2 separate regions of the Mus musculus genome follow, and region 1 is linked to region 2. The links are chromatin loops, found by intact Hi-C in ENCODE. Cell type or tissue: heart. All regions are shown on one strand. Each heading gives the region's core, and the rest is flanking DNA. Links, peaks and the distances in the headings are about the cores only. Region 1 has its middle 27 kb from the start of Lrpap1. Region 2 overlaps Rgs12 (regulator of G-protein signaling 12).

What was found. Peaks named below come from ENCODE experiments on the same cell type or tissue, not always from the same donor. Only the 100,000 strongest peaks of a DNase experiment are listed, where the experiment ranks them.
Region 1: a loop joins it to region 2, with 4 times the contacts of the local background. A loop is called at or near these places in 3 of 42 quality-filtered maps.

What each region holds. Positions count from the first base shown.
Region 1 is chr5:35,124,761-35,141,291 of GRCm38, forward strand. No RefSeq gene overlaps it. Among named protein-coding and RNA genes, the nearest start is that of Lrpap1, 27 kb to the left of the region's middle. In heart, for the core only: a CTCF peak has its summit at 7,195 (motif pointing left); a DNase peak (open chromatin) is centred at 7,201; H3K27ac peaks cover 558 bases.
Region 2 is chr5:34,977,346-34,993,876 of GRCm38, forward strand. The region is part of intron 3 of Rgs12 (regulator of G-protein signaling 12); the gene reads left to right. Among named protein-coding and RNA genes, the nearest start is that of Mir3097, 35 kb to the right of the region's middle. In heart, for the core only: no CTCF peak of the experiment used is centred there; DNase peaks (open chromatin) are centred at 8,716 and 11,536; H3K27ac peaks cover 971 bases.

The DNA.
Region 1 (16,531 bases), core at 3,399-11,398, 150 kb after region 2:
AGGGAGTAACTCTGGGAATGGGCCAAGGACAAGCCATGGGTCCTTTCTGGTACATGGGTGCAGCTTGGGTTCAGCTGTAGGTCAAGTTCTCAGGCTCTTTTTCTTTTACGATGGAGTCCAAGATGGAGTAGGTTTGATCTCTCACAGGCAGTCTCCTCAAACAGGGTCTCCTAAGGCAGGTCTGTCTCCTTTGGGTAGACCTATCAGGGAATTCTCAGAAGAGACCTCACCTGTGATGTCCATATAGAGAGGGATCTCCTCACAGAAAGAGTCTCCTCAGGAATTTTATTCTGAGGGAGGTCTTATCTCATTGGGACTTCTAGTTAGGTTGCCTGAGGCATATCTCTTCAGGGTGGTCTCCTTAGAGAGGGTGTCACACTGGAGGCAGCCATACCATGAAGGGCAATTTCTTCAGGGATTTTTTCCTTGGGAAGGTATTTCTCCAAAGGATAGCTTCGGGGTACTCTTCCGGGCTAGAGAAACTCCACACAGTTGTTTTCAGGAAGGTTCTGAAGGAAGTTTTTCTACTGCTTATCTTTTCACTCACTGGGAAGTTTTCTCAAACACCTGAGCCTATGGGAGACCTTTCACATTTAAACTACTCAGAGAGTCTCCTTACAGAGGCCTACCCATGGAGGATCACCCCAGTCAGAACTCCTGAGGGAGAGTCTCCTCAGGTCAGTCCTTGGCAGGTCTCAGTTTTCCACCCTTAAGGCCTTTCTCCTCTGCCTTCTGAGTGATTTCCTCAGCTCTACCCTCCAGTTGTTGAGTTCTCTCTACAGCTAGCTTTTACCTCCTTCTTCGCCCATTTGAGTTTCTAATTTCAGCTTCTGGTCTCCCGTTAAATCTGCTCAGGAGTTTTGAACAGTCTGTATACTCAATATTCTTGTCTAGTTCTTTAAACACATCAAACAGACTAATTTTCTTATTCTGTGCATCTCCCATCTGTGGGTCTGGTTCTATAGTCTTGTGCTTAGATTTCTGCTCTGGCTTCTCATAGAAAGCTCATTCCTGGACTTAATTAAGTCTGTGGGAATTTTTAAGATCAGAGTCTCAAATATTTTTCTCTGGAAACTGCTTTCACTTCTGCCAGAAACCTGTGTGGTAAAGACTTCTTTAGGCTGAACTTTGTGTCCCGGTGTTTGGGGTCACTCAGCAAGGATGAGTTGTGCCCAACTCTGCTGACCCAAGCTTGTGGCTGGAACTCTCTAGAATGTCTTTTTTCTTTTTCTTCTAGTGCTTTCAGAGCCAAAGAGACACACCCCACTCTTGTGCCTTTCTGTGAGGGAGTTATTGGTCTTCTGTGGGCTCTTCTGGGATCTCTTTGCCTCCCATTTGGTTCCATCTGGGGACCATAGAAATCAAGAATGACCTCTAAAAAACCTAGAAACTGCAGGGAGAGCTAAAGGACAGGGGGAAGTTGAGCAATGACGGCCATCAGATTAGGAAATCATGACAGAATCTTGAAGAGCACAGGAACCCTCCAGTGAGGGCCCAGAGGAGTCCATTTAGTGTCCTCCGCAGAGGCCAGACAGGTGTCAAGTGCTCCTGTGTGATGAGCTAACATAGACATAATGGCTCTTACAAGTGCTAGCTCCCAAATGTCTAACTTTAATCCCTTGTGGACCAGAGCCCTCTAGAACTGGCCCCATAGAAGCTATCAATGGAGGAAAAGAGGTGTTGACTGTGAACCTAACAAACATGTGTTCTTTGATGTATCTGGATCAAAATATCCACACACATACTAGTGCATTCTACATATATGCACATGCCATGTACTCTAGCACACACTCATAAATGAGCACACACAGGCACTTACTCTTGTATAAAATACACACACATACACACACACACACACACACGCAGACACACATTGTGTGTACACACTTGTAGCTGGAAGGGACATTTGAAACATTTGAATGCCTCTCTTATATGATGTTCTTGCTCCTGTGTTGCACTGACTTAACAGCTTCGTGTGTGGCTGCAAATCTGAATAGCCACCTTGCGATCCACAAGTCCAGGATCCTCCACAGAGACCAAAGTCCATAGACCTAAGCCCTCTCTAAAGATGGTGTCTGTGATGCCTATTTCTAGTTGTCAACTTGACCATATCTGGAATGAAGTACAATCCAGAAATGGATCAAGATCATGAGGCTGGAAGACACAGGCATTTGGTCCAGATCTTGAGGTGGGATGATACAAGCTTTTGATCCAGATCTTGAGGCAGAGTGGCCATGAAAAACTTACACCCAGGCAAGGTGGTATGTTCCTTGAGTACCAGGAGACAAAGGCAAGCAGATCTCTGAGTTGAAGGCCAGCCTAAGACAGAGCAAGCTTCAAGTAAAGAACAGTTTAGGTCCAGGCATGGTGGTACACACCTTTAATCTGGGCTACACCTTCTGCTAGAGGCCTACACAGGGATATTGAAAGAAGAAGTCTTCTTTGCCTGCTTGCACTTACCAACACATCTGTTGGAACCTACTTCTTCAGAATTCCAGCTTATACAGAAGGCTAATTGAAGCACCCAACCTCATGGGACTAAGCAACTACTAGATTCTTGGACTTCCATTCATAGCTGCCCATTGTTGTGTTAGTTGGCCTGCAGACTGTAAGTCACTCCAATAATTTCCCTTAATATATAGAGACATTCCCAAAGTTTTGTGACTCTAGAGAACTCTGACTAATACAGCGTCATGTTTGCATAAACTTGCATCCAGCTCCCATAGACTCTAAGCCATCTCAACGGGGGACCTGATGTGACACTGGCACTGAGTAAACAGTGATGCTACTATTTAGTGACAAGTGGGGACATCATGTTTGACATGAGAGTACATCTTATTTCTATAAAGTTTTTATGTTGGGGTACACTGCGTGGAATTGTGTCTTTGTCCTTCCTTACCTACCTGAGGCATTCTCTGATGGCTTTAATAAAAATCTAATGGCTAATTAGCTAGGCAGGAAGTTGAAGGTGGAACTTCCTGGGAGGGAGAAAGGAACTCTGGGAGGAGGAAGAGGAAGAAGAAGAAGGAGGAGGAGGAGGAGGAGAGGGAGAGGGAGAGGGAGAGGGAGAGGGAGAGGGAGAGGGAGAGGGAGAGGGAGAGGGAGAGGGAGAGGGAGAGGGAGAGGGAGAGGGAGAGGGAGAGGGAGAGGGAGAGGGAGAGGGAGAGGGAGAGGGAGAGGGAGAGGGAGAGGGAGAGGGAGGAAGGAAGAAAGAAGAAGGAAGAAGGAAGAAGGAAGAAGGAAGAAGGAAGAAGGAGAAGGAAGAAGGAGAAGGAGAAGAAGAAGAAGAAGAAGAAGAAGAAGAAGAAGAAGAAGAAGAAGAAGAAGAAGAAGAAAGAAGAAGAAAGAAGAAAAGAAAAAGGAAGGCACGTCTTTTTGTCAGGAGACATGGGAGGAGACATGTGATCACAGCTAGCCATTAGCTGGAAGGGATAGGTGGTCAGGTAAATTTAGATGAGCTAGTTAAGAATCTGTCCAGCTTTGAAATATATTAATATTTGATATAATATTAAATTTGAAATATTAAAAGGTCTGTGCGTGGTTATATGGGAAAAAGCTGGTTAAGGAATATTGCCACTGTATTAATATCAAGCATTAATTAATATATGCAGAATATTACTAATGTTTAATTTACATTTTAATCTTAGCTGACTGAATCCACAGATCCAGAACCTGTGTCGGGGAATATGGTGGTTTGAATAGATATGGCCCCCAAGGACTTGTGTTTTAATGCTTGGCCCATAGGGAGTGGCATTATTAGGAGCTGTGGCCTTGTTGGAGAAAGTATGTCACTGTAGGGGCTTGCTTTGAGGTCTCCTATGCTTAAGCTCTGCCCAGTGTGGCACACAGTCGGCTTCTGCTGCCTGTAGATCAAGATACACTCTTAGCTCCATCAGCACTGTGTCAGCCTGCACACTGCCATGCTTCCAGTCATGATAATGGAAAGCCAACTAAGACATGGAGAGCCACTTGTATTAGGTGTATACTAAAGCGGGTGGAAAGATGCTCACAGCGCCATTCTCTCTCTGCTACATATGGGTCAATACTTAGACTTTTGAAGCTCTAGAGGCCTTCAGCTCTGGTGCTGACCCTGGGGGCTATTCCTCCAGCTTGAACCTGCTGTGGATTTGTGCTGTACTCTGGAGCCTCTCCCTGCTTTCTGGGATTTGCCCTCTCTGTCCTGACCGGGACCTGAGGGAATAGCTGACACCCTAAGCCTGGGAGGCCTAGGGACAGAATCCCTGCCATGAGGACTCAGGGAGGCTTGGGGCATGCAGAGAAGCACGACATGTTTTCTATGGGGTGGTAGTGCTGTAGTGGGGAAGCTCCCTCATGTCAAGTGTCCCTAATCCTCTCACTCCACCCGATAAAGGTCTAGGACGAAGCAGTCTGGGTTGGTAACTGAGTGATGGTGTGTGTGTGATCCTTACCCTAGTAAGACAGGCAGCAGCCCAGCTTTGCCTGTGGAAAGACCCCGAGCCCACGTGCGTTTCTCTTGGCTGCGGTTGCATCCCGCCTCTTCTGAATGTGCAGCGTGCCAACATGGCTGAGTGGGGCGCCCTTCCCTCCCCACCTGCTGTTCCCGCTGCCTTCCTCTTCAGTGCTTCCACCGAAAGAGCTGGGGAAATGAAAAATCACTATACCATCTGTCCTCAGTTGGGAAGACATGGCGAACGTCAAGTGGCAGCATGTTTATGTCATAGCGTGGGACTCTACTGCCGAGTAACCTGGCAACTGCGCTCTCTCAGCGCTCAGCGAGGGGATGTGTGTGGCAGCAGAGGGTGGGGTGGCCATTTTGTCCTGGAGGGGAAGCCAGAAAGAGGAAAGATGAGGAAGAGAGGTAAAAATAGAAGATGAGGAGAGAAGGTATGGAGGGGAGAAAGAAGGGGAGGTGTGGAGGCAAGACAAAGAAGGGAAGGATCGAGGCAAGGCATAGAGTGGCTTCTCTGTCCTACAGTCATGGGAGGGAGCTGTGGAGGGAAACGTTTGGGAGGGAGACAAAGAGGAGAACTGGGGCTCAGAGGTGCCATGTCTGTCCCTCCTAGTGGTTCACGTTGTCACTCAGCCCAGCCCGCTGTGGGCAGCTCGGGAGGGAGAAGCAGAGTCTGTGCTAGTTGGCTTTAACTTGGTCAGATGCTCCAGAGGCTTCGTAGCCTAGAACGTTGGCTGCTCTTGATGGTGTAGATCAAGTGGGGCAGCTTGTCTGACTCACTGATTGTCATAGTCAGCTGGTGGCTCAGCTAGAGGTAGTTGCTCTCCATAACTCCTTGTCTCTGGGCCCTGCGTCAGCTGGCAAGAAGAGGGCCACTAGGCTGGAGGGCTACAGGGACCAGCCTTAGTACCTCCACACAGAGGGAGCCATCCCAGGCTTGGCAGGAGCAAAGGAGAGCCAGCCCTGGGCATTGGTGCTTCCCACGCCTTCTGGTACTGCAGCTGCCATTATCCTTAGCTGAAGCGATCACAAGCCGAGCCTCCATCCAGGGTGGAAGAGAAGACTCGGCTTCTTCACTCTCCTTGGTGGTGGGGTTGGGACCCAGACTTCACACATGCTACACCCAGGCTTTTCTGAAACAAGCCCTCAACAAGGACCTCAGGCCTGGAGCACGTGATCCTCCTGCCTCACACTCCCGGCATGACCAGTGTGCATCACACTCAGCCAAGGTGCAGCTGTCACTGAGTGAGGGGGCTTTCTGGCCTCTTTGCTACTCTATCTGCACGCCAGGTTGGTCCCAGGCTCCAGGCTGAGCAGTGCTCTAATTGGATTCTAACTCTCTCCCAGAGGCCGTGTGTCAAAGTCGTAGCCCCCAGAGTAGTGCTGTGAGGGGGATCTGCAGGAAGTTAGTTCACTGGGTGTCCCATGGAGAGGGTACTGGGACCCAGACCCCTTTCCTGGTTTTGACGGGTTATCTTGGAGCAGCCTCTGAGTCATTCTGTCCCCAGGGTCTACTAGACTGTGAGGGATCTGATCTAATCAGTGAAATAATTCCTTTATGGGTTTATGCTATGTGTTATTGGGAGGTGGTGGGAGGGAGGAGGTGGGACTTGCCTGGAGGACAGAAGACTGTGGTGGATATAATTTCTCCAGCCTTTGCACACTCCTGTGGCCATGACACTGCCACGCCACAGACTCAGAAACACGGAGCCGCGTAACTGTGACTGTGGGTTGAACCCTCTGAAACCGTGAGCAGAGCAAATGTCCCTTCCTTAAGCTGTTCCTGTCAGTGCATGTGGAGGTCAGAGGACAGCCTATGCTTTCCACCTTGTTTGAGACGGGGTCTCTGAGCTCAGGACCTCTCCTGTTTGCCTCTCAACTCCTTGCAGGAATTCTGGGATTCCTTGTATACACACTTGTGCTACTGGGCCCAGTTTTATGTAGATTCTGGGTATTCAAACTCAGGGCCTCATGGTTGTGTGGCAAGTGTGTTACTCACTGTACCACCTTCTTTATAAAGATAGGAAGCTGACCAACACAGGGCCCATTTTGGAGGGAAGATAGTCTATCCCTAGGGACTCACCTTGTGGACCTCCACCTGCAGAAAGCATATGTGGCTAAGGGCCACAAAAGCTAATCATGGCAGGGCCATCAAAGTGGCCTTTCCCTGGGGTGCTCAGGCTCCATCTGCTGGTGACTTGACTCCAGATACCCAGCAGCCTTGCTGAGCCTTCCTTGGACCTAAGACGTTCCCCACCCTAGAAGGCAGAGGTGACAGGCACTGTCAGAGCTTGCTGGATAGGCTGCCTGCACCTGAGAGCTGAGGACCCCAGATGCTGGGAGGAAGGCCTCTTAGAGAGCAGTGGTAGGGGATGCTGAGCAGGCATAGAGATGGCTCTGGCTAAGGATATCAAGAGGAGCTGGCACCACTGTTTCTGTGGGGACAATAAGCCTTGCTTTCTTACAGGACAAACCAAAGGCCTGACAAGGTGGTCCGAGACCCCCTCCAGGACTGAAGCCTGCCCCTGGTGAGAGGAAATGTGGTTGGATTCAGCCATGAGAGTTGCAGGGCTGGTCTGGGCAACGACCCCTTCCTTCTTTTTTCCTTGTTCATTCACTCACTACTTAGAGCCCTCCCTCAGCCCCATCACTTCCTCCCTCTTTTCCCTGCCTGGCTTCAGCCTCTGCTGGCCTAGGCAAGCTTGGCTAGACACAATCCTGGCAGCGGCGGGTGGGTTCCGACTTCTGTCTCAGTGCTGCCCTCTTCTGGCAGAGGCCTGTGGTGTCCCGTTTGAGACCGGCTCTCTTTTTCCTCAGCAGGCCCATCTGAAGGCTATCTGCTTGGCAGACAGTGAGGTAGGCCTTTCAGGGTTACAGTCTCTTATCTGGATGCTGAAAGCAGGGTCCAGGAGGGAGGCTCAGATCTGACTCACTCTCATTTCCATGACAGATGCCTGATTTAGACCGGGATAGCTGAGAAGGTGTCAAAGTGAGCAATTGGGCTAGCTGGGATCATGTCCCTGCTTTCTGATCCTTTAAACAAAACCACAGCATGGTCATTTTCTGGAGAAATCTCTGGGTGAGACTGAGGGGGTTGGGAGCATATGTCCCATTGGGCAGCCTCCCTAGTGTCACCATAGATTCTCCTGTGCCCCTGTCACCTTTGGACACCTTCAGATTTCTGTTTGACCTCAGTCCGGGAGACAGCTGTGACTGCACTTCCTTCTGGTGGCTTCATTCTGGCCATGCAGATGGCACTGTTGCCTTCCATGTTGTCCCCACTGCAGTGAGCCTGCACCAGGTGCCACTGTTTGGCCTGGTCACAATATATCACTGAGCAAAGTCATCGCAGGGTCCTGGAGGCAGGAACAGAAGCAGGAGCCATGGAGAGGTGTGGCTTACTGACTGGATACTTGTAGCTTGCCCAGCCTGCTTCTTTATAGCACCAAGGACCACTGTCCCAGGGTAGTACCACTCGTTATGATCTGGGCCCTCACATCAATCACCAATCAAGAAAATGTACCAACCATCTAGAGACTGCCGCACCCGGGGATCCATCCCATAAGCAGCCTCCAAACGCAGACACTATCGCATACGCCAGCAAGATTTTGCTGAAAGGACCCTGATATAGCTGTCTCTTGTGAGGCTATGCCGGGGCCTAGCAAACACAGAGTGGAGGCTTACAGTCAGCTATTGGATGGAACACAGGGCCCCCAATGGAGAAGCTAGAAAAAGTACCCAAGGAGCTAAAGGGATCTGCAACCCTATAGGTGGAACAACAATATGAACTAACCAGTACCCTGGAGCTCGTGTCTCTAGCTGCATATGTATCAGAAGATGGCCTAGTCGACCATCAGTGGAAAGAGAAGCCCATTGGTCGTGCAAACTTTATATGCCTCAGTACAGGGGAACGCCAGGGCCAAGAAATGGGAGTGAGTGGGTAGGGGGGTGGGAGGGGAGGGTATGGAGGACTTTCGGGATAGCATTTGAAATGTAAATGAAGAACATACCTAAAAAAAATTGGAAAAAAAAAAGAAATGTCATTAGCAATAACCTAAAATCGAGGACAGACAACATTCATTGTAACTCCTGAGAAAGGTGAATGAGTTCAGGAAAAATAGAAAATGTACCAAAGTCCTGACCACAGGGCAATCTGATCCGGGCATCTTCTCAGTTGAGGCTCCCTCTTCCCAAGTGACTCTAGCGCACAGGACAATTCACATTCAACTTGCCTCACATCCGAGAGGGACATCCTTCTGTCCCCTTACTAAGGTGTGCTCATGAGAATAGATGGTGAGAGAAGCTGGGTTAGAGGACATGGTTCTGAGGGGAGGCCCCTCCCCACACCAGCCCTTCCCTCACTGGCCTGGGAGTGGTAGATGTGAGCCCTTGTGGAGGAGACCTTATTTGCTGTGTGTTGGGATGGAACAGGCATCAGATCTCAACATGGGGCTGGATAGGCTCCAGCTTCCTGACTCCAAACCTTCCGTCAGGAAAAACAGATGAGTGCGGACACCTGTGGCCTATGAGGACCCTTAGGGCAGATGAAGAAGCTGGCAAGGAGCCTCAGGCTGTCTCTCGCTCACTGCTAGGCAGCTACTGTTAGCACACCCTGGGCTGCCATGTGAGCCCGACCATTAGACCCTAGGCAGGCACCTCTCATGCCATCCTTGACTTTGCAAACACTGCTCCCTCTTCCTACGATGCCCATCCTGCTGGCTCATCTCTTGAGTGGCTCCCCACGTTCTCAAGAATTACCTAACATGCCATCTCCTGCTGTATGACCTCCCCAAATACCCCAGCTAATGCCATCTCCTCCCTTGACAAGATGGTGGATGGCCAATTCTCTACTTCCAATTAGAAAATCAAAGCTTTCTAGAGAACTGTGAGAAAGTTAGGTTCACAGACACAGACGTATTGCAGAGCTGTGTTCTGGCCCTTGATTGGTGGTCACGTGGCCTTTTATATGTCCAGGATGGAATGGCCATCAATAGTCTAGCAGAGCAGTGGCCTGGCCCCACAGGACAGCCTGTTCTCTGGCCTGGCTATTATTCTTATGTAGCTCCCTTTTTCTCTGTCCCCTGGGTCCACAAGTCCCCTGAGGCAGGACCCAGTCCCTGCTAGGCTGACTTCAGGAACCTACATCAGTCTATTTGTGGCAAAAGGTTAGCTGGCTCTTGGGAAATGTTAGGGAGAAATCAGAGCTGGCTTGAGACAAGGCCCAGTGACGTGCTGGCATTTTACAAGTCTCCTTCCTTAATCAGTCAGGGACAAAAACAGGAGATGAAGGGTTCCCATGGCAACCAGCAGTAGGACCCAGGCTTTCTCAGTCTGAGCCTGTCCCAAGAGGACAGTGCTGGCCAGAGGCTGGTGACCTTGGCATCAAGTGGTAGGAGCCAAGTGTCTCAGAGTGTGACTCCAGACACCTAAGCTCAGGCTGGAGAACGGAAACTGGCCCAGTTCACTGGACTGAATGAGCAGGCGCCCTGGGGCAGCAAATGGAGAAACTGAGTCTAGAGGGAGAAAAGTCAGAAAGCAAACTTTGTGGTACCCAGGGCTCCTGAGAGAGTCCTTTGAGGAGGCTAGTTTCCTAAACTATAAACTTTTATTATTATTTTTGCCCATCACCCAGCCACCAAGCTGTCCATCCATCTATCTACTTCTCTACCCAATCACCTGCCACCCACTCATTCATCACTCATCTATCCACCAATCTACCAAACTACCTTCCTACCAGTGCACCTCCCACCCATCTACCTATCCATTCATTTCTCCTCCCACTCATCAACCTCGTTATCCAGCCATTTTTTGAACAATCAATTGATCAATCAATCCATCCCCCTCCTGCAAAACCAATACACCTGTCTATCCATCCATCCATCCATCCATCCATCCATCCATCCATCCATCTACCTCTCTGTATACCATTTGCCTCTCTACTTTCCACCTACCCCTCCCCTCATTCACCTGAGCACCACACATCAGCAGTATAGCCTTAGATGATTTTATCCACAGATTCCAACTCAGCTGGAGATGTGCAGTGTCTGGGCTTGCCAAGAAGATCATTACAGTTGTGGAGAACTTTGCTTAATTATGAAGGCCAGTTGGACATCTGGGAAAAGCTTGCAGTGGGTGTGAAAGGAGCAGGACCGTGTTCCACATGGGGTGGGCGGAAGGCACCAGACCCAGTTCTATGGTCTGAAGCCCCTGTAATGCAACCTAAGATGGGCCATGCCAACATATGTGTGGCGGGTAGGAATGCTACCAGCCCCCAGCTGGTGACACCAGAATTTTGCAACTGTAGAGAACCTGCAAGATGCTTCTTCCACTCTTAGTTGTTTTCGGTGAATAGGTGTGACTCCACCTACATTTGGAACAAAATCTGAAAGGTTGCACTTCTCAGGCTTGAGAGGTCGCTCAGTTGGTAAAGAGGACTGGAGTTTAGTTTCCAACACTCATGTTAGATGTCACTCTGTACCTCTAGCTTCAGGGGGATCTGTTGCCTCCAGCCTCTGTAGGCACCCGCACTTATGTGTGCAAACACACACGCACACACATACATAACCAAAAGAACACTAAAATTAATCTTGAAAAATGAAAAGGTTTCACTTCCATGGCGTTGATTGCTTAGCGTGAACCTGGGCGTTGTGGTTATCGTAAACTACTACGATGCTTACAACTCCTTTATAAAGTTCTTTCCTTTGCCGGGGTCAAGTGCACATTGTCACACATGCTCAGCCTGTGCTCTGCCTCTGAGCACAGAGACAGAGCTGTTAAAGCAGTGCCCCAGGCTTTAACAGTTTGGACCGTCTGTGGCTGACTTGCACATTCTCAAGGACTACTGAGCTTCAGTGCCTGCTTCTGCTTACTTTCCACTTGAATTTTTTTTTGCTATGACTCTCGTGTCCCTGTATTGTGCCCATTAAACCCTTTGCGTTCCTTTCCAGGGAGTGGCAAGGAGTAGTGCTTGTGCCTTAGCACTTCCTGACCAGACTAGGGGTGACATGAGGGGACCGTGGGCTCTGAGCTGAGAACCTTTGTGGTGCATGAATGCTGGCAGGCTGAACCATGTCAAAAGGGCCCAGAAATGACTCGAGTGAAGTATATTGTCTTCCCAGTGCAGGTGAGAGTCCCTGGTGTACACACGCTCCAGGTGTGGTCATATTACCAACTGCCACTCCCTGGAACATCTGACCTCTCAGGTGTTATTCCTGGTGCACTTGAATCAGGAATTTGAATCGTGAATGTGTGACCCCTTTTCTTACCTTTGACTTTGGTGACTGTTGTTTTAGGAGTTAGGCTTGTCTAGGGTCAGTAACGAGTGATTTAATGCAGGTGTCATGGTTTCCAAATTCACTTGCTTTGAAGCTTTAGTCACAGCTAAGAAAACTGTCTCAAACATACCACCTGGGAGGAGTCTACCTACCAGTGTGCATGTCCCTGACAGCTGCAGGGGACCACACCCACTCTTCTTAAAAACAAACAGCTCTATTTTACTTATTTTTATTAGTGTGTGTACTGTGTATGTGTGCACATGCATGTGTATATATGTTTGGGAGCACCTGTGTGTGATGTGTGTGGTGGGGGCATGGCATGACACATGTGTGGAGGTTAAAGGACAAATTTGTGGAGTTGGGTTGCCTTACCATCTGCTTTGTTTGTTTAGTTGTTTGTTTGTTTTGAGACAGGGTCTCTCACTGTGTATACCAGACTGGCCTGGGAACGCACAGTACAGTGGTCATCCCACCTCTGCCTTCTGAGCGCTGGGATTAAAGGCCTGTGCCATCCTACCTGGCTTGCCTTCCACTTTTGCACGGGTTCTGGGGGTGGAATTCAGATAGGCTAGCCCTGCAAGCACCTTTACCCATTGAAGCCACCTTACGATAACTTTAAAAATTATCTATTAGTGCACTCGAATGTGTGTGTGTGTGTGTGTGTGTGTGTGTGTGTGTGTGTATGTCTATGCTCGCATCTCTCTGTGTGTGTACATTGCTGGAGCTTTGCCACATCTGTACAGAGACATGTGCATATATACACATATATGCATACTTATGACTACACTTGCACATACACATGCCTCTATCTATTTCTTTACACATGCTCATGACACTAACAAAAATGCACATACACGTGCCTATGTCTCCTTGTATACACATACTCCTGATACTTACCTACCTATGTGTTAATACACACAAGTGCAGACACATCCATATACACAGCATAATCACACTTAATCAGCATGTTTACAGATGTACACATACATGCAACACATAGTGTGTATAAACACATGTACAGATCCATACCCATGTGCACATGGATGCACATGCCCTTACACGTGCATTGTTGTTGTCGTAGAGTATTCCATACACCCCTCCCCACCGCAGCAACGTGGAAGCATTCTTGGGGTTGGATGTCTTTGCCAGCACTTGATATTATCCTAGTTTGGGGGTTCTGCCAGCCAGTGGGCGTAAAGAGGCGTCTTGTTGTGGCTTTAATTTGCATTTCCCCAGTTCTGCATGTGGCCAGGCATCTGGGCTTCCTCCCTCGCCAGGAGTCCATCTGCTCGCGTGCCGTCAGTGCTTGCTGGTGGATGCTGGCGGTGGCAGTGGTGGTGGCGGTGGTGTGCCTGCCTGCAGCTGCCCTTTCAACTCTTCATTTGCAGGGTCCATGCTCCTGAATCTTAGGAAGTGATTTCAGAGTAGCAAGTTATTTTAGAGTAGCTGTGTGTGTGTGTGTGTGTGTGTGTGTGTGTGTGTGTGTGTGTCACATGTAACACAGTCTCCTGCTCTGTGCCTGCCAGTGAGGGTTGGCAGGCACATCCTACAGACTCAGAGGGCCTCATGTCATCATTTTGTGACTCTGTCAACTTCTGCCACAGATTAATAAGCGACTTGATGCTGGTTTTAGGTGACACATGCTCAGAGCTCCCAAGGTGCCCTTGGGCTCCACTTTTTTGTGTGGGGTTCAGCTTTATCAGGCCCTTGTGTTCCCTGGCTGTTTGCCAGGACCTGCCGGGGTGACTGGGACTTCATTCATGCTCAGACTGAAGTGACTGGGCTGGCTCAGAATACACAGTGTCCTTGAGTCTCTGGTCAGAGGCACGGAATGTTCCAGGTGGGGTGGAGTCAGCCTCTCCTAAGCCACACAGATCTCTTCATGGAAGTCAGAGCAGATGGAAGAGGAGCGGATGCTAGGTTCCATCAATAAGTACCCATCACGGGCTCGCAGCCTGCCGGGCAGGCGCTGTGGCGGCATGACTGGCTGCTCAGCAGTCCTCTTGCTTGCTTTTGGGCGTATGCCTATGTGCCAGATGGCTGAGCCTCCTGGAAATTTGTTCTATGGAAAATCGGGATTTTTCTTAATTATGAAAATTGTCATGCTGGTGGAACACGGTGGAGAAACATAGCAGCACCAATCTTCTCCTCGCCCCAGGTTCCGCTAGTGATAGGAAGCAGCCTTGCCCTCCCTGGAGTCTTGCAGAGCACGCCACCGTACATTTCAGGCACCGTAGCACTTGGTAACATAAGCCTTCAGTTCTCCTCTGTTAAAAGCAAGATCGTGCCCCACAGAACCCAGACCCATTTCCATACCCAAGCAGGCTAACAGGGAATTCTTTGAGCTCATATGATAGCCTTCCAGATTACGAGTGCCTGAAATTCATGCCCCCATGTGGTCAAGAGTTACACACTAGCCACTGGTGTACCTTTTTAGTGTCTTTTAGCTAAGAATAGCCCCATTTCTTCCAGACTGAAAGCTCCAGATTAAAATCTGTCCCTTTTCCTCTGTGATGCTTACTTACAATGTCTTTATTAGTATATATTGATTATTCACAACAATGGCCTTCATTATGATATTATCACGCATCTATGGATACATTTTGATGCCCGCCCCTCTTATCCCTTTTCCCAAGTAGACTGCCTTCTACTTTCATGTCAGTTCCCACCCCCACCCCAGTGAGTTTAATCAGTTACTTTTCAGGAACATGGCACTTTGCCAGTAGCTACTCTTCTATATAAAATGTCTCTCTTTCTCCCAGCAACCAATATTGGCCAACAGACCCTCATGGAGAATCCTGGGATCAACAGGGCCCATCTTGCACAGGTTTCATGCAGACAATCAAAAGGGTATCATGTCTCTCCTTGGGTAGCAATGGGGCCTCCTTGCTGCTGTCCTTGTCCCCATGCATACAGTGTGACCTCTGCTGTAAACATAGAGCCTGAAATTGAAACAAACCATGGATTGGTTTTACGGCATGATTCTGTCTTCTCCAGTACTTTCAGTTCCTAGTGTTTCCACTCAGCATCTCCTCTGTCTGGAGGACAGAAGCGTTTCCCATGGAGTGGGTCTTCAGATGATGACCACCCCCAGCTTTTGTTGGTTTATCTTTTGTGTTTGCTTGCATAGTTGGTGACAAGAGATCTGTAAAGTCTTGTATTGGCTTCTCTGTCGATAGCCTGGTCTTTCCCACCGTCTGCCTCAAGGATTTTCTGCTTGTGGTTTTCAGTGGTTTGAAAACACGTGCAGGCAAGCCACCATTTTCTTGGTATTTTATCCTTGTTGGGGCTCTCTGGTTTCTTGGCTCTGTGATCTGGTGTCTGTCACCAGCTTGGCAAACGTTAGTCATGACTCTTTAGGATAGTTCTTCAGCTCCCTTCTCTATTTCTTCTCCTTCTGGGACACCACAGAGGCATGGTGGCACTAGTAAATAGAGACACAGCTGGAATCCATGTGCAGAAGCCCTGAAAGGAGAGGTGAATGGGCTGGGGATTCTGATATGTGCACAGAGACCCCCAAAGGAGGGAGGAGGTCTCTCCACGTGTTGTGGGAGCAGGGGACAGTCTGGAGGCTGCCCAGTGCTGAGAGACACTTGCACCCTGGCCAGTTAGCCCCTCGGACTCAGCAGAAAGGCCAGGCATGAGGAAAAGGTCACTGGGTCCCAGAGAGAGAAACAATATCAGCTCATCCATTAAGAAGCTGCAAAACAAGCCTCCAACAGGGCCATGCTGACAGGAGGGCAAACAGCCACCAGCAGGACTCGCTGCAGCTCCACACTTGCTGCTGGCCTGAGCATCTGCATCCTACCCCAGGACCCACTTGGAGGTGGGAGAAGTGAGTTCTGAAGGTTCCCCTCACTTCTGCATGCTGCCCCCAGCAGGTGTCCCTCCATCTCATCTTCCTTCTGTCCACCTTCTTGTCAGCTCAAGGGCAGGCGTGGAGGATGGCACCTGCATTTCTCCTCTTGTCACAATCCCTCCTTTTCTTGGACATGTTCTTACCTGGCGGGCAGCTGAGCCTCAGCTGCATCTTATCACTCAGAGCAAACAACATAACCGACTCCATGGCTGACCTAATAACCTCTACATACATGATATTCTCTGCTTCATCAGCAAGTTTGGAGCTCCTCCGTGCTCACATGGTGAACCCTGCTCACCAAGGAGGTGTGATACCCAACACTGACAAAGAGGAAGATGGCCTCCATGGAGTTCTCCCGACAGACACTCTGCAGGGATACTAATATTGCCACCGCAGCAAGGAGTCATGCCATTCCACTCCGCATGGGAGGACATGTGGGGACTGATTCTCTGATGCTCCAGCTTCCTAAGGTTTAACTTCTGTTACACATCTCAGCACTCAATGACTTTTCCCAGAGCCCCTTGGTTCCACCTTGTCACTGTTTGTGTGCCAAGGGCTGCATGACTGGGTAGGTGTGGATGCCATCTCTTCATCCCAGATAGAGAATCAATAACAGAACAAAGAAGCCATCCAGCTCTGGTCTAGCTTAACAAACAAACCAATGAATTTAATTGGAATTAGTTATAGGAACTTGGGTGGGGATTTACTTTTGGGACATGGGCAATGAGTTACTTACAGGAGGCTCTGCCCCTGAAGAAAGGTCTCCCCCACCAGCAATTCCTAACTGCTTGTGTGCTTCTTTAGGAAGAGCAAGACCTCAGGCACAGTCTTGAGTGGCACCTGCTAAGCTCACCTTCATTTTCCACAAGGAGACGCTAATAGGCCCAATCTGGGACAGCCATGTGCTGCCGGGATCAGTCCCTCATCACACTCGACTTTCCCTGAATCTCTAAGATGGGATCGTGT
Region 2 (16,531 bases), core at 5,158-13,157:
AATCCTTTGCAGTCTCACCTGGGCCCATTCTTCTTACACACAAATATGTCCAGGCTACCATGTCAGACTCTAATCTTCTGGGCACTCCATCCTGACCCATTTGCTTCACCATCTCATCCACTGTCCTCCACAGTCACTGGTTGCAAGCACTTCCCTGTGTGACCCTGGCTGTGAGTGACCTGGGTAAGGAGGAGCTGTCTCCTTGCATGGAAGGGTGCAATGCTGAGCCTAGGACAGGACCAGTCTCACACTCACGATGGACAGTTTGATACTGGAAGCTGACCATTGTCCCATGTAGAAACTTTGTGTCCACCTGGCTCAGCATAACTGAGAGCTGCTTTTAGCAGCAGGAAGCAGCAGTGGGAACAATGTGGGCAGCAGGGTCTGAGCCATGTTCCCAAAGGAGAGGCAGGCAGCAATCAAGAGTCTAGTCAGGCCTCCAGACCTTTTCTTTTCTTCCAGACGTTTCTCTCTCCTTCTTTCTTTCTTTCTTTCTTTCTTTCTTTCTTTCTTTCTTTCTTTCTTTCTTTCTTTCTTTCTTTCTTTCTTTCTTTCCTTCCTTCCTTCCTTCCTTCCTTCCTTCCTTCCTTCCTTCCTTCTTTCTTTCTTTCTTTCTTTCTTTCTTTTCTCTCTCTCTCTCTCTCTCTCTCTCTCTCTCTTTCTTTCTTTTTCTTTTTTTTTTTCGAGACAGGGTTTCTCTGTATAGCCCTGGCTGTCCTGGAACTCACTTGATTAAAGGCATGTGCCACCACGCCTGGCTCAAACCTCTGTTTCTTTGTGACTGGTGAGAGGTCTGTGCTAACAACTTGTCTCTTGAGAAGAGACATCCAACTTCTCACCACTCTGCTAATGCGCAGCCCCGAGTGCAGGTCTGTCTCCTGCCCTCCCAGGTATCATGAGCCCTGTAATGTTGTGGTGATCTGGGGACTCAGGTTCTCTCTGAGTGTCCTGTGACAGGGTGGGAGCATTGCTGTTGGCCCAGAATAGCTGCACACGTTCCCAGCATGCTGCCTCCCAGTACCCTGACAGAAGCAACTTAGGGGAGAAAGGATTTATTCTGGCTCACAGCTCAAGGTTATGGGTCATCAGAGCAGAGGAGTCATGGTGGCAGGAGCTGATGGCAGGGAGTGATGACTTTGTCATGCTAGTTCTCAACTGGCTTTCTCAATTTTATACACCTGGATCTTCTGCAGGGAATGGCCTCGTCCGTGATTAAGATGGGGTTCCCAGCTGGGCAGTGGTGGCGTAGGCCTTTGATCCCAACACTCAGGAGGCAGAGGTAGACAGATCTCTGCTTTTGAGATCACCTTGGTCTACAGAGTGAGTTCCAAGACGCAGACAGCTAGAACTACACAAACCCTGTCTACAAAAACCAAAACCAACCAACCAACAAAACAAAAAGATGGGGTTCTCCAGTCAATTTCAAATAGCATAATTATGATAATCCTCCACAGACATGTCCAGAAGCCCATCTCCCAGGAGATTCTAGATTCTGCCAAGTTAAACACTAGGGGAAACTGAGGCATTGCTATTGATGACACTTGCCTTGGTGTCATAGAACCTTCTTGATTGTCTCCTGATCTTTCCCATAATTAGTGATTTCCAGTTTGAGAAGCAGCTTAAGTTCGCAAGTTGAAAATGTCTTTACTTGGCCTCCTGATCATCTACCTTGATTTCTTTTGTCTTGACTAAGCAATAGCCTTGGTAGCTGCCAGCCAGCCGGCACCTAGGGGCACTTTGCTCTGCCCTCTATGAGGGAAGTGTACTGGAGCCAATCGTTCTGTCTCTTACCTGGGTCTCTGGAGGCCTTTGCCTGCCAGCCCTCGGGCTGCAGGGATGGAATGGTGCTGAACTTAGTTCTGTCTCTCCCACCATTTGCTTTCACGGTGCTCAGTCACTCTTGACACATTAGTCTCTTCCCCCGTTGCTGTGACTTGGTGCCTAGTGCTTTCTCATTATACCCTCATGACGGTTGCAAAGCTGAGCTCATGCTGTAAAGCAAGTCTCAGCAGAGTGAGTGACAAAGGGTGCACAGCCTCATTGCAGGCAGGCTAGAAACAGCGGCATCTGTCAGCTCAGTGAGCCATTCCTTGCTAACTCATCCGGTTCAAAGAAGACATCCCCATGTATATTAGGAAGTGCTTTGAACGGAACAGCACTGGAAGTAACCACCTGCCTAAACATGCAGGGCGTGGCTAAAACCTGTTAGGTTTGAACCTGGAATGCCCCGCAGAGGCTCAGGTTTTGAATGCTTGGTCCTTAGCTGCTAAAACTACTTTGGGAAGCTGTTAGAGGCCCCATCCACAGAAGTTAGGGCCTAGTTGCGGCTCTTTGAAGGTTCCACCTGGCCTTGGTTCCACCTTTGTGCTCTCATTCTTGGCTTACTACCATGTGAACAGCCACTGACACACATTACTGCCACTGTGAATCTCAAACACTTGGTCCCCACCGTGATGGGCTGCAGTCCTCTGGAACTGCCCCAAGTGATCCTCCTCCCCAGAGTAGTTCTCACGTGACTCAAAACACCAGTGAGGGATTACTAATTTAACTTTCTTATAGTTTTTCTTTTTTGTGTGTGCATGCATGTGTGTGTGGCGGGGGAGTGTATGTACATGTTCATGTGAGTTGTATGCACATGTGCTTGCATATGGAGGTCAGAAGTTGGCATCTGGTGTCCTTCTTGGTCTGCCTTCACTTTATATTTGAGGCTAGTTTTCTCACTGAAACTCATTGATTCTGCTAGGCTAGCTGGCTAGTGAGCTCCAGAAGTCTTGTCTCTGCCCTCCGAGCACTGGGGTTGAAGATGTGTAGCACCGTGCCCAGCCGTTATGTAGGGGCTGGTAATCTGAAATCAGGTCCTCACTCTAGTGGACAGGCCTGTATAGATTGGGCTGTCTCCCCAGCCCCAACAGTGTGCGACAAGGAGAGTGGAATGTCATCTCAGGTTGGACACGAGCCAAAGAATAGGAGCAGGAGCAGGGCAGTAATCGAGAGTAAAGCAGCAGTTATCTAACAGTAGATAAAGGGGGTACTTTATTCTTAGCTGGTTTATAGGAGGCCACTATAACCTTGGAACCAAATGCTCTGAGGAGAAAGTTTAGAAGATTGGCTAATACTACCTGTGAGAATCCCAAGCAAGATATTAGCAATCAGAGTGCAGCAGTTTTTATTTTAGGGGTACATTATTTGATATTTAAAATTTTAATCCTCCCTCCCCCTAGAGTGTGTGACTTACCACATTAACAGAGTAAAGTAGGAAATAGTTACATATTAGCTAAACAGGCAGAAAACGCATTTGGTATAGTTCATTGTCCATATATGATGAACAAAAGCTAACAATGTAAGAATGAAAAGGAGCATCCAAGGTCCCACCAAGTTCTCCGAATGGCCTGTGTCATGGTGTGGCATGGTGTGGCATGGCACACATTATATACTAAGCTATCCTAAGACCAGCCAAGACAGTGTCTGCTTCTACTTTCCATTTAAGTTTTTACTGGTATTATTGTTGAGACACACAGAGATTAAAAACAACAGACATATGAAGTGCTTGCAAAAAATAAATAAAAAAGTTTTAACAGAAAATTCCAAGTGATGGCCAGTTACTCAGAGTAGTGAGGAGATTAGCAAGGCTGCTGGGTACATGGATACAAAAGTCAGTTGTGAACACAGCTAGGAAAGGATCGGGGATTCAATGCAATGCATTCTTTTGCAAGTTTAAGTTGACATACAGTTATATATTTTTATCATGTACAATATCATGTCTTGAGGTATTAATTGATATTCCATGTAACCAAATATAGTGATTTTTTTGTGTGTGTGTATGGTAAGAACATTTAACATTAAATTTCTTGTTAATTTAAAAAACCATCCTGGATAATGGATCAGTGAGATAGTTCAGAAGGTCTTAAAGATGCTTGCTGTCAAGCCGGGAAACCTGAGTTTGATCCCTAACCCATATGGTGGAAAGAGGCCCAGTTCTTACAAGTTGTCCTCTGACCTCCACGTGTGTGTTGTGGTATACACACACACACACACACACACACACACACACACCCCTCTTAACTCTTTTTCTAAGTGTAATGCTATGTCCTTTAGCTACGCTCCAGCTTTGCCCTGAATTGATGGTGCCTCTGGAGCCCCATCCTACCCTCCACCTTTGTGCAAGCAGGCTTCGGGCTTCACAGACTGAGTTCATTGGCCTTGGCCTCGCTGTGCTTGATTTGTTTCCCCTAACGTAAAAACCGTCTGAGTTACTCTGCTATTGTGCTTCAGTGCAGCTTTAATAAAAATCCCAGCAGGTGTTTACCGAATTTAAGATTATTTTTATAAAATTTTTGTGGAAATTCAAAGGGCCAAGAGGAGAAAAGATCTGTACTTAAATTTTTTATTGTGGGAAAATGCACATGATGCAGCTTGCCATTTTAACCATTTTTAGGTATGGATTGAGATTGAAATGCACCCTCCAGCTCATGGGTTGAAGATTTTTATCCCTATGTCTTGGTGCTTGGTGCTAGTTTAAGAGGTGCTAGGATTTTTACCGGGTGTGGCTTAGCTGGAGGAAGTGGGGCTTAGCCACAGTGGGTGGGACTTAGAGTAGGTGTGGCTTAGCTGGAGGAGCCAGTCACATGTGGGATGAATCCTTAGGAGCTGTTTGATTTCCCTGTCTGTCCCACCCTTCCCCCTCTCTTTCTTGCTCTCCATTTTCATTCTCCCTCTCCTGGCTCTTTCTCAGTCTTTCTTCTTGCTGGCCCCCGTGAAGTGCAGAACTTCGCTTTTCCATACCCCTCTGCATCTGTTGTCCACGAACTAAAACTTATGAAATTGTGAACCCAAATCAGTTTTCCATCTTTAAGTTGGTGCCATAGTTTTGTGTTTGTCCCCGAGCTGGTGGTTGTTCTGTGTGGATCTGAGGAGGCAAAGACATAGCTAGGTCAGACTTTGCAGGTATGCCTGAGAAGATGGGTGAGGTGAAGGCCAGAGAGGCGGTGGGAGTGGTCTGGACAGACTAGTCTCAATTCTAGGGAAGAAGGGAGTAAGGAGGGTTGGTGGGAAGGAAAGCAGGGCCTTAGAGGAGGTCTGAGGCAGCGCCTGCAGACTGCCCTTAGGGCTGCATTGGAGTCTCTTCTGTATATGCCCAGTGTGCCTGTCTTTCAGATGCAGCGTTGTGAGAAGAGTGAGATCATCTGGCAGAGTAAATGGGGTGAGCTGGGGGCTTCAGCCTGGTAGAGGGCACACAGGAGTGGGCCTGCAGACCTCCTAGGAGCTGTAAGGGGCAGGGGGGAGGCTGCTCTGTGTTAAGCCTGAGCGTATGCAGTGTGAGTATGCCTATGCTCTGTAAAGGAATTTGGAAGCCATGGATGCCACTCTCTGTCTCAGTCTCTGTCTCCTTAGCCTGTTCTTAAGTCCTAGTACTTGTGGCATCAAGCATTCTTACCATGCTGCGCTGTGCTAAGATGGAAAGTGTCCAGTGCTTGTCATCAAAGAGAGCCAGATGTTAGAAGAGAAATTAATCATAAAGTAATTCAGGGTTGTGATTATGGCTCAGTGATAGAGTCCTGGACTAGCAATTGCCTAGCATGTGCAAAACTCTGGGTTCCATCTCAGCACGCATGCGTGAACAGGCATACACAGACACACACACACACACACACACTCAAAGGTAATTGCAATTTAAGACCAGCTTCAGGCTTTGTGTTTGTTTTGTGTTTGTCTAGGTGCTGATGTGTGCTCTTGTTTGTAGAGACTGGAGGCCGTCCTCAGGTGCTGTGCTGTTACTCATCCATTGTTCACTGACCACCAGCTTCAGGCTCAGGGGTCTGCTTTCTCTGCCTCCCAATATAGCACCTTAACAGATCAACATCACTGGCTTTAAAAAAAATACTTGAGTCCTTGTGCTTTGCAAGGCAAACACTTTACTATGGAGACTGAACCATCTTCATAGCCTATTTGTTTGTTTGTTGATGCTCAGCCAAGTCTTGCCATGCCTGGCTTGCAGGTTAGCTCCCAAGGCTGGGTGGCAGTTTGAGCAGTGGGATGCTGAGACGGAGGGTGGTATGATTCCTGCAGAGGAGAAGCTACCTGAGTAGACATCAGGCCCCCTAACTGGCTACATCCTGATTGCAGCAGGATCCATGCCTTTGGCTTTTGCTGTTTGTGGGGTGAAGAGATGGGGATATAAGTGTTTATGAAAAGCTCTTCCTGGTGGGGCCAGCCATCTCTAATAATTTATTAAGGAGCCTTTGTTCATGTATGGATTTGCTGCTTTTCAAAAATCCTGCAGCTACTAGGAAGCAAAACAGACAGAGCCACTGCGCCACACAGGAAGGGAAGACGTGGGGAAACCTAGGTTGAAGCAGCTGCCCCGCTGGTGGTGTTTAGCCTGGCATGCTGACAGCCAGGAGAGAAAACCACCACTGCCGCCTGTACACAGGACCCTCATGGTTGGAGCAGGTCTGGTCCTGAAGACTGATGCTTTGTTCCGGCCCAGGTGATGAGAGGTTGCAGGACCAGCCCCAGGAAGAAATCAGAACTGAAGCCTCAGCAGAGCCTGAAGTTGGGAGAGGGAGGCATAACCAGGGAGCAGCCAGAAGGGATGTATAGACCTCCCATGGGAAGCCTATGTCCCTTAAAGCTTTGTGTGTCTGGGTATCTCCAATTCTCCTTGACTGATCTTCCATGAGTTGAACTGTGATGTTCTCTGGCACTGAAGAGGTGGACAGGAACCACCTTGCATTGAAAATCATAGTTCTTTGTGCACTGGGGAAATAAGAGATTTTGCTCACACTGCATTTAGTCTTGTAGCTGTTGTGGGATCACCGTGCAAGTATGGGGGAAGCCTTGTCATCCTCCAAGGCCTGACTCTGATCACACTGACATTCGGGCCTACAGTAGTCACCATACCTTGAGGTCTCCTGGCTGTTTATCTGCCTTGTTCTGAGTCCACCCAATGATCCCATACTGAGCTTTTGGTACTAGGCCCTTTAGTACATACTCAGGAGACCCAGGTGTCTTTACTCCATATGGAGGTGGCAAAATTGCTGCTGTGCAGGAATGGCAGCATTTCTTCCTTAGCAAGATGCCAGTATTGTGTCCAAGACCATAAGGGTGTGAGGATGACTCTAAGGACATTGTCCTAGCAGGCAAGTCCTGATTGCATGTTGGTCACTTGTGCCTCTCAAGACACTGCAGGTGCTGGTCACCTGTCCTTCCAACCACCTGTCACCCCACACTGTTTATATGATGTTGGTGTTAAAATTCCTTCCCAGAGGGAGATGTAAACATGATTTAACCCCTTCTCCTGAGGTTCTAGTTATAGTCCAAGGCCAGATTCCCTCCACACCCACTCTGGAGAACCAGTGAGCTTATTGGGCTCTGTGCTGGCTCATTTTATGTCAGCTTGACACAGCTAAAGTCATGAGAGAGAAGGGAGCCTCAAGTGAGAAATGTCTCCAGAAGAGTGGACTGCAGGCAAGCCTGGAGGGTATTTTCTTCATTAGTGGTTGATGGGGGGAGGCTCAGCCACTGTGCGTGGTGCCACCCCTAGGCTGGTGGTCCTGGGTTCTATAGGAAAGCAGACCAAGCAAGCTATGAGGAGCAAGCCAGTAAGTAGCATCCCTCCATGGCCTCTGCATCAGATCCTGCCCTGCTCGAATTCCTTTCCTGATTTCCTTTGATGATGAACAGTGATATGGAAGTGTAAGCCAAATAAACCCTTTTCTCCTCAAGTTGCTTTGGCCATGGTGTTTCATCATAGCAATGGGAACCCTAAGACAGACCTCCTTACAGAGCATAGATAAGGGGTTAGTTACAGTTCCCTCAACAGGCCATGCCTGAAAAAACTACTCAGCAAAGATAAGGTCTTCCCCATAGTTCATAGATGAAGCTCCCTCCCCTCATCTCAACATCCTTAGCCTACATACTCTAGCTCCTCCTCAGGCCATGTACAGCTCAGCAGTTACATATACCACGTGTTAGGGAGAGACTGGATACTCAGGTGAGGGGGCTTGTGACCCTCCCCGACCCTCCATGAGAGTATATAAACTGTCATAAGCCCAGCTGGGACAATCCTCCTTGTAGGGGTGCAGCTTAACTCCACAGGATGGCTGTTGCCAACAAGTGGCAGCTGGCTTGGGGCCTGGGAACCAGCCTGGAGGGCAGTGCAGGAAGGAAGGACCCACATTTGTGCATGTGTGTACATGTGCGTGTGTGCTTGTGTGCATGCTTGTGCCACAGCGTGAGTGTGGCGGTCAGAGGACAACTTGTGGGATTCTGTTCTCTCCTCCTCCTGTGTGAGTTCCAGGTATCAAACTCGGCAAGCTTGGTGGTATGTATCTTTATTCATTGAGTCATCTTGCTGGCCCTTGTTTTGCTTTCTGAGACAGGGTTTCACTGAGTAGCCTGGCTGGCCCTAAACCATCTCTTGTTGCTTGCACATTGATCTTCCTTTGGCTCCCACATTTTCCTATCTGTGGGCCGGCACTGCCTGTCCTGTATACCTGATCTCTGTCCCTGGGTAAAGCCCATGTTTTAGCCCCTACTCCTTGACCTTCCAGACTCAAGGGACCTGTCCTTTGTATTGGTGCCCTGCAGAACACTGCTGGAAGAGCTGGTTTGATCTCTTTTACCTGAGCTGGAGTTGCCACAGAATTAATTACTCTGACATGGGTACTGTTTTTCAGGTACTGACAATGGCAGGCTCCCAGGCAGCAGGGGGCGCTCAAGTCACAGTTTTGCCTCCATCCAAAGTAGTCCTATGCTCCAGATGTAGTGGGAGGAGGCCCTCCAGGTAGTGGGTGCTTAGATAGTATCTGCAGACCCAGCCACTCTTCTTGCTCACCATAGTCACAATCCCTAGCAAAGCATGCAAAAACTCCAAGTGAGAGCCAGGACAGGACTCGTGGGCAGGTGCCTTCTTGACATTTCGTGGGTTTGGTTGCTTCCACTGTAGCCTCCCCTACCTGAGACTTGGTGGTTGCAGAGCTGTCATTTTCTCTAAGATTGCTCTGCAGACAGCTCAAAATAAACTCTTTTTCTTTATATTTTAATCCATCCTCTCCTGATTCTCAGAGAAAGTTTTAGAATACTGCTTCGTTTGGTCTTTCATAGTCCTAGCTTCTCTTCATTTGTATGACTCTTTATTTACTCGGAGACACAATTGGGGTTCTCTTTGCCTGGAGTATTTCCTCATTCAGTTACTGCTCACTGGGTTCCCTTCCTTTTCTACACTCTGTTTAGCTCTGGGAATACAGCAGCCAACAGAACCTGAGGGCAGGTGCAAGCTGTGGTGGTAGACAGATAGACAAATTTTTTTTGTCTAACTTCAAGTAATGCCAAATTTATACTTATGTATTATTTTTTTAAAAGACACTATACTTTAAATTAAAGGTGGTGGAGGGCAGAGCTAGGCCTGCTCTGGCAAAGTGGGCAATGGTGGGAGCACTGAGGGTTGTAAGGCTACGCTCTGATGGTGCTGGTAGGTGGAGAGGACTCAGCCTGGCTGGTCTCTCCAGCTGTCCAGTGGGTGATGCTTGGATGAAGAGTGGGAGGCTGGGGAAGCCCTCTGCTCTCACTAGAATTTTGGGGCTCGCCTCCCATGGGTTCTTAACATCTGCTTGGTCTTGGTCCTTTGCTCACTTACAATGCTGTCACCTTCCTCTTCTCCCTGTGGTTCTGTCTAGACCCTTGACCACATCCTGTGGACTCCAGCATCCTTTTCTCCAAGTGCTGGCTCTGGGGCAGGGATGTTGGTGAGGCAGTTCCTGGGCACTGTGGGCAATTAGTAGGCACTTCTTGTCTGACCAAGTGACAGTGTTCTGAGTACTCTAGGTTGAGTATCCATCTGACACCATGGCGGGAGCCCATCCCACATGCACTTGCTGATCTGCCAGATGATGGCTTCCACTCTTCTCTGGGCTCCAGGTAGCTGGTGTGGGAAGTGGCTGGCCTGGGCTGGAGAGTGGAGAGAGACTCACTCACTCTGAGCTGGTGTCCAATGTTTTCTGCTCACATCTCACTGTCTTGGTGAGGCCCTCCACTGATGTCTTACTGGCTTCTTGTTCCTGAACTGGCCAGAGGCTTCTATCTGTGAGAGCTATGCTGGGCCTGTTGGGCCCAGGCTTGAAAACAATCCCACAGCACTGGGGGTGGGCAGAAGAAGGAAGGAAGGCACATGAGACTCTGGCCACCACCAACCACTGTTATCTGTCACCCTTTGGCCCTGATCTGGCAGGCAGCTAATCAGCCCTTTCTCAGAGCACGTGTGGGTTAGGAAACAGGACAGCAGAGTCCTGGGTGTTGGCCTTGCTTTCTTCAAGGTCTGTCCTCAGAAGAGACTCTTCTCAGCCTGACTAATGACCTCATCAGCTAAGAGGCCAGGCCAGACAGCAGGTATGAGAGGAGAGGATGCGCCCTCAAGGCCCCAGGCTGCTTGTGTCTGAACCACAGCATCCATACAAAAAGACCCCATTGTTTTCTTCCCTTCTCATTCCTGACTGAACACACCTGGATGCAGGCCTTTGTTTGAGATGATAAGAGTAAGCATCTAGCTTTCTGCATAAGGTTCTTAAGTGTTATATGGCTGGGTGGCCTCCCAAGGTCCCAGCAGGTTCTTCTGTGCACATTAACCATGCCTGGCTCATGTGCATGTTGATCACTCATAGATGGTTTTAGGGTCTGGAGGGCTTGTGGACTAGGATGTCCTGCCCTCTGCACCTTTCCCCAAACTATAGATTAGTGCTAGGCCCTCAGACAATTGTCACTCTGACTGCCGTAGGCCACTTAGACTCTCTGGCATAGAGACAGTTCCCAGTGCCCTGTGGCCAGCTGTCATTGGCCTCTGTAGTGGCTAGTTTTGTGTCAGCTTGACACAGGCTGGAGTTATCACAGAGAAAGGAGATTCAGTTGGGGAAATGCTTCCACGAGATCCAGCTGTAAGGCATTTTCTCAATTAGTGATCAAGGGGGGAGGTCCCCTTGTGGGTGGTGCCATCTCTGGGCTGGTAGTCTTGGTTCTATAAGAGAGCAGGCTGAGCAAGCCAGAGGAGCCAAGCCAGTAAAGAACATCCCTCCATGGCCTCTGCATCAGCTCCTGCTCCCTGCCCTGCTTGAGTTCCAGTCCTGACTTCCTTGATGAACAGCAGTGTGGAAGTGTAAGCTGAATAAACCCTTCCCTCCCTAACTTGCTTCTTGGTCCTGATGTTTGTGCAGGAATAGAAACCCTGACTAAGACAGTCTCAAAGGACAGATCACCAGGCTCAGAGTCTCCAGGCTCCCAACAGAGCAGAGGTGGTGCTCCCTTTCAGCAAGGAGCAGCTCTGTAAAGGTTAGGCCATCTGCATCATCTCTAGCTATGGAAGCCACTGCCCTTGTCGGCTTCACCCCTGTAAGGTATTAGCATCCTCACCTTTGCTGGGGTTGGGGTGAGGGTGGTGCACACGATCCCTACCCCTTGCTGCTTTTGCTGGCTTTGTTCCTATGATCATGGCTGCAAGTCCCCCAGAAGCCATTGGTCTGAGGAGCTTGAGCTTTTGCCAGTTCTCATCCTGGCCAGCTGTCACCAGCTGTCACCAGCTTCTACTTGGGAGGGAAGGCAAGGTGTTGTGGATTCAGTCCTTAGTGTTGCCTTGTGGTCACACACGTCTCTCTCAAGGAAAAGCAAAGGTGAGTCTGGCCCTAGGGATTTCCATCTGGTGGCGTGACGCAGACCCAAGGCTTCTCACAGCCTAAGGGTCAAAGGCACTTCATTTGTAATTTCTGAGGTTGTCACTCGGTCACTCAAGGGTGATGGAGGACTGTGGGACCAGCTTGGCCAAACCACAAAGCCTGGAGGCACCTGGGTGAGCGGTTCACTGAGTCTCAGGAAAGTGGCAGGTAATCTTGCAGTGGGACCCAGGTTATAGCACTACTTTCTCTCCGCCTTCTTCCTTTCACAAGCCAGGATCCATCAGGTTCATACGCTCTTGGGTTGTTCATACTTGGGAAGCAAATGCAACCAATCATGTTTCACAGATGCTGCGTGGAGGTGGAGGGGTTTTTAGGAACATACTAGATCCTGCTGGCTGCCACGGAGGAAGCGCGTGCATAAGGAGCAGGCTTATAATAGAATCAGCGGCAACTGTAATTAAGGTTGCAAACCATACCACGCCACTAAAACACAAATTCTTTGCAGCTGTTGTGCTGAGAAATTACCCCGTCAGCCAGTGTTGCTCTTCAGATTCTGTAGAGGAAATGCTTTAAAAATGATCTCACAGGGTGATTTATATATAAATGACTCTTCTGTATGAGACGATCAAGATAGAGTCTGAGTCTCTGGCAGACCACAGCTTCCTCGGTGTCCTGTTGCTATGGGTGACGAAGGGAGCACATGGAACTGAAATGTCTGAACTTTTCTGACATGCACAGGCATGCCGCTGTGTCGGATGGGGTTTTAGATCCAGGTGCCTGGCGCATTATGGACGTTTTCTTGTCTTAAGATGAATTTGGAAAAGGGGCTGTCAGATGACTCGGACGTTTTTATTGACCAGCAGGTAAGCCATCCAGCCGCTTCGTGGTGTGTAAATGGGATGCTACAAGCCAGCCTGGCATCCAGGTTACTACTTTATCTTCACCTGTTTGGGAATAGGCGCTGTGGACTTTCCAGGTGCTTTGAAGTATGCACTTTGGGGCTGCTTTCCTTGGGTCGTGAGAGCCACAGGGTGAGTGTGCACCGAGGACCACAGCCCCAGTGCAGGGCTGGGCAGAGTGAGCTCCATGGGTGAGTGTGGGACTCAGCCCCAGTGCAGGGCTGTCTGTGTGGCTTCTTGGGACACTGGGTCCCCCGAACCCCTTGTAAGCCGGTACTGCTTGTACCCTGTGTGCCTGTCTGAAAGCACCAAACATTTTCTTTTAGTACCCATAGTAATTCTAACAGCTCTTAAAGATGCTAGTGGATCAGTTTTGTTGAAATGCTAAGTTTCAAGTGGATAAACATTAACACTTCTCTTCTTTTTAAATTGCTAGCTTGTAGCTCACTTTTCAAAATATAACAAATTGGCTCTGCAGGAACATATAGACAACAATCAGATTTTAATGTTTGCTTATTATAGGAGCGTATGAAGTTAAGTGTGTAATAGGGTTTTGTTTTTTAAAGTGTGAGAGAAGACAAAAATAACATTTTTCTTTTGTGACATTTCTGTTGATGGAAGATAAAAATAAATGTAAGCTTATATGGAAGATTGTCATTAATCCCTGGGTACTTATTTCAAATTTTTCCTTTCTGGGAATTGCTTAATCTTTCTTCCTAATACCTAAGTCCCACTTCCTGGAGGAGACACTGCTAGATTATCCCTGCCAGGTGTGGGTGTAGAGTATCAGCGCATAGGAGATCGGCCATGCCCTTCCCTTTGCAGCAGGGCCAGAAGCAGCCCTAAGGACAGGGATGGCTTTCCAGGTGGAGCAGCTCCCACTGGGCTGATATGTCCAGGTGACATGGTTGTGTTTGAAGTGGTGCGGTTCCCTGCTTCTTATCTTTTTCTTTCCCACCAGGCGGATGGCCAGCTGATTCATTTTGCTGGCCAGAGGCCGAGACAGGTGCTCCCTCGCCCATTGGTGTTGGATGTAAGGTGGAGCGAGTGTTCTCAAACCCTGGTCCCGAGGGAATCTCTTTCCTCTGAGCCTCAATTTGCTTATCTTTAAAATGGGGTGGGGGTGGGGTCATAAGAATACTGTGGCTCTGTGTCTAGTGCGCATGCTTACTGCTGCCTTTCTTAAAGTACAGGTGTCTGTGCTTTCTTTGCTCCGAGGCAGGGAGTGCTATAGCTTCCCTAGGTCCTGTCCAGTGTCTTTCAGGGCACATGGCAGTTAGATCCAGAGAAACAAGAGGTTCTCAGTGGCCAGAAGTCCTGACCATGGCTTCCTGGGATTATGCAGACTGGGAGCACACATGCCCCTTTGCCATAATGTGCTGGACTGCATGAGCACCCGATGTGTTGGTTTGGGGCACTGGTGTAAACTACTTGAGAGAGTAAAACCTGTAGCATCTCCAATCTGCTGACACCCTTCCAGCCCCTCCCTTCTCCTGGGTGGTCTGTTGGGAGTGACATTAGTGCCTGGAAGCATTTAAGGCCCCTTGTGGAGTGAGGCGACAGTCAGCACAACCACAGGTGGGGTAGCATCCTTCTTTCTTCCTTAGGCCTCAGATGTCAGGACCAGCAGGGTAAACCGTGTGGGAGAGAGGCTGTCAGGTTGTATTGGAGTATGCCTAATATTAGAAAATAAAAACTGGTCCTATTAAGAAAGTAAGTGACTTTTCTTTCAGGGTTTGTGTGGAAGGCCCACTGTCTCTTTGGGGTGGTGTGTAGGACTTCAGTGTGGAACCTGTTCAGGCTCCTCCTGGGAGCTCTGTTGGCTATGGTTGGGATATGAGGGGAAGTAAATGAATAGCAAGGAAGACGTGAGTAGTCACGGGGACTTGGGCTGTGTGTGTGGCATGCGGGGTGGCTCAGATCACAGTGTCCTGAATGCCCGCTGCCTCCCTCTGGTGTCCGGAACCTTCTGCCTTGTTCTCATGCTGCGTGTCCTATATGAGAAGAGACTAGGGGTTTGATTTGTGAGGGCCATGGCTGGCAGCTGCAGAGCTGGCAGTGTGTGTATGATGATTGCGACCAGGCTGGTGGCTGCCAGGGGACGTGAGGAAGACAGGTTGTCCAGCTTCTGTGGATGTGTGTGAGGTTGCCTCTGCCTGGCGCTTGCTCAGCCTTTATGGGCCGAGCTGGAAGAATATTGTGGAATCTTCTATCCACACCCCCCCACACACACACACACATACCCCTTGAGTTTCTCTTTTAGCCAAATTAAATTCCTTTGCTCATTTCCCATGGGCTACCTATTGTAGGGCTCTGAAATGATGTCCTGACCAGGGCTGAGCTTGGTAGACCCACAGTGTTCTGCACATCAGGGTGAAGCTGGCCAGTTGTTTGTGGGATTGAAAAATCTAGGAAACAAGAAGCAGCTGGTGCTTAAAACATGACCATGTCACCTACATGATCAGCATGTTCACACGAACAACTTATTTCCATTAGAAATTTAAGCAGTCCAAGCCATTTATGTGGGCACACATGGTTAAATATCCATTGACATTTTCCTAGCAGTAGAAAGTGAAATCAAAAGTGTGAAGTTGTCTTAAGTAGAGTTGAAAGAGCGCTGCTAACATGGGTCGAGGCTGTGGCCTGGTGTGGCCCACTAACACTTGAGTGCCAAGAATATGCTTGTGCAAAGGCACATCCTCCCTGGGTCCTGCATGTCCAGCCCTCCACTGTGTGAGGCGATGTCCCCAACTCTTGTCTTTGTCAACACAAGTTTTGTTTCAGACCTTAAAACCGAGTCACTGCCAGCCTCTGCAGCCTCCCTGGGCCACAGAACCCTGGGTATCTTGGAGCCCCATCAGACTTAATTCATTTCCCATCCCTGTATCTGCTCCCTCAGCTCAGGAAAAGTTAGCCTCTGTCCTCTGACTCGAGCCCAGACAATCTGATCCTTCACATAAGCAGCTGTGAACTTGACCTTCAGACTCATAGCCAAGACCACATGTTCTCACCTCCCTTGCTTTTACCTTACTTTGAGTGCTGATCCCATACTTGGAGTCTGTGGGCCTTTGGCGGCTCACAGGGAGTGAGCTTTGATGGACAGGGAGCCCCCTGAAGGGCTATGTGGGTTGGATTTCTGTGTTCAGTTTCCTAAGGAGAGCCCGGCACCTCCGCACAGGTAGTCAGCCATGGCTGTGTGTGAGTGTGAATATTCTTGGCATGTGTTTCCCTACACACTGCCCATCCTGCTTGTGCCTCACAATTCCCAGAGCCCAGGGTGGTGCCTAGACACAGCAGGGACTGCTGGGGGAGGGATGGAGGCACCAGGACAGAGGACTGGGTGATGTTCCCATTCAGCATCTCTACAGGAAGCCATCCCAGTCAGATGTGACACTGAATGTGTTTGTGTGGTGCTTGCCGTGTGGCACCTTGTCACACAGTACATGTGTGGACTGGGTGTGTCTCAGAGTCTTCTGAGGCTTCACAGCAGTGGAAGGAATGCAGATGTGAGGCTCTGAGAGATGTTCTACTTAGCTTCCCTGATTCCCATATCTTTTGGTTGTATTGAAAACAGAAAAGCTCCTAACAATCTCAATCTTTCCTTCCCTCCCTCCTTGCCCCTCTCTCCACTGTTCCAAGTGCCCTCCACAGACCAAATCTTTTTCTCCCTGAGGTCCTGTTGTTGAATAGCTCTAAGCAGAAATACTGAGAACATTCCCCACTGCCTTGACTTCTGCTTTGGTTCTTGGATCACAAAAGTTCTTTCTTGTCAACTCCTAGGTGTGCACCTAATATGTACTTCAGCTGTCCCTGTATTAAAAGAATTTACTGTATTGTGTTTATGTGAGTATGTACTATGAATATGAGCCCATAAAGAAAACTGGTAGACTGCAGGTTGTAGCTACAAATACTATGTTTAGGTGCCAGGTCAGCAGTGTGGCCCAGCCCTCTGCTGGGGCTCCTTGGAGGTCT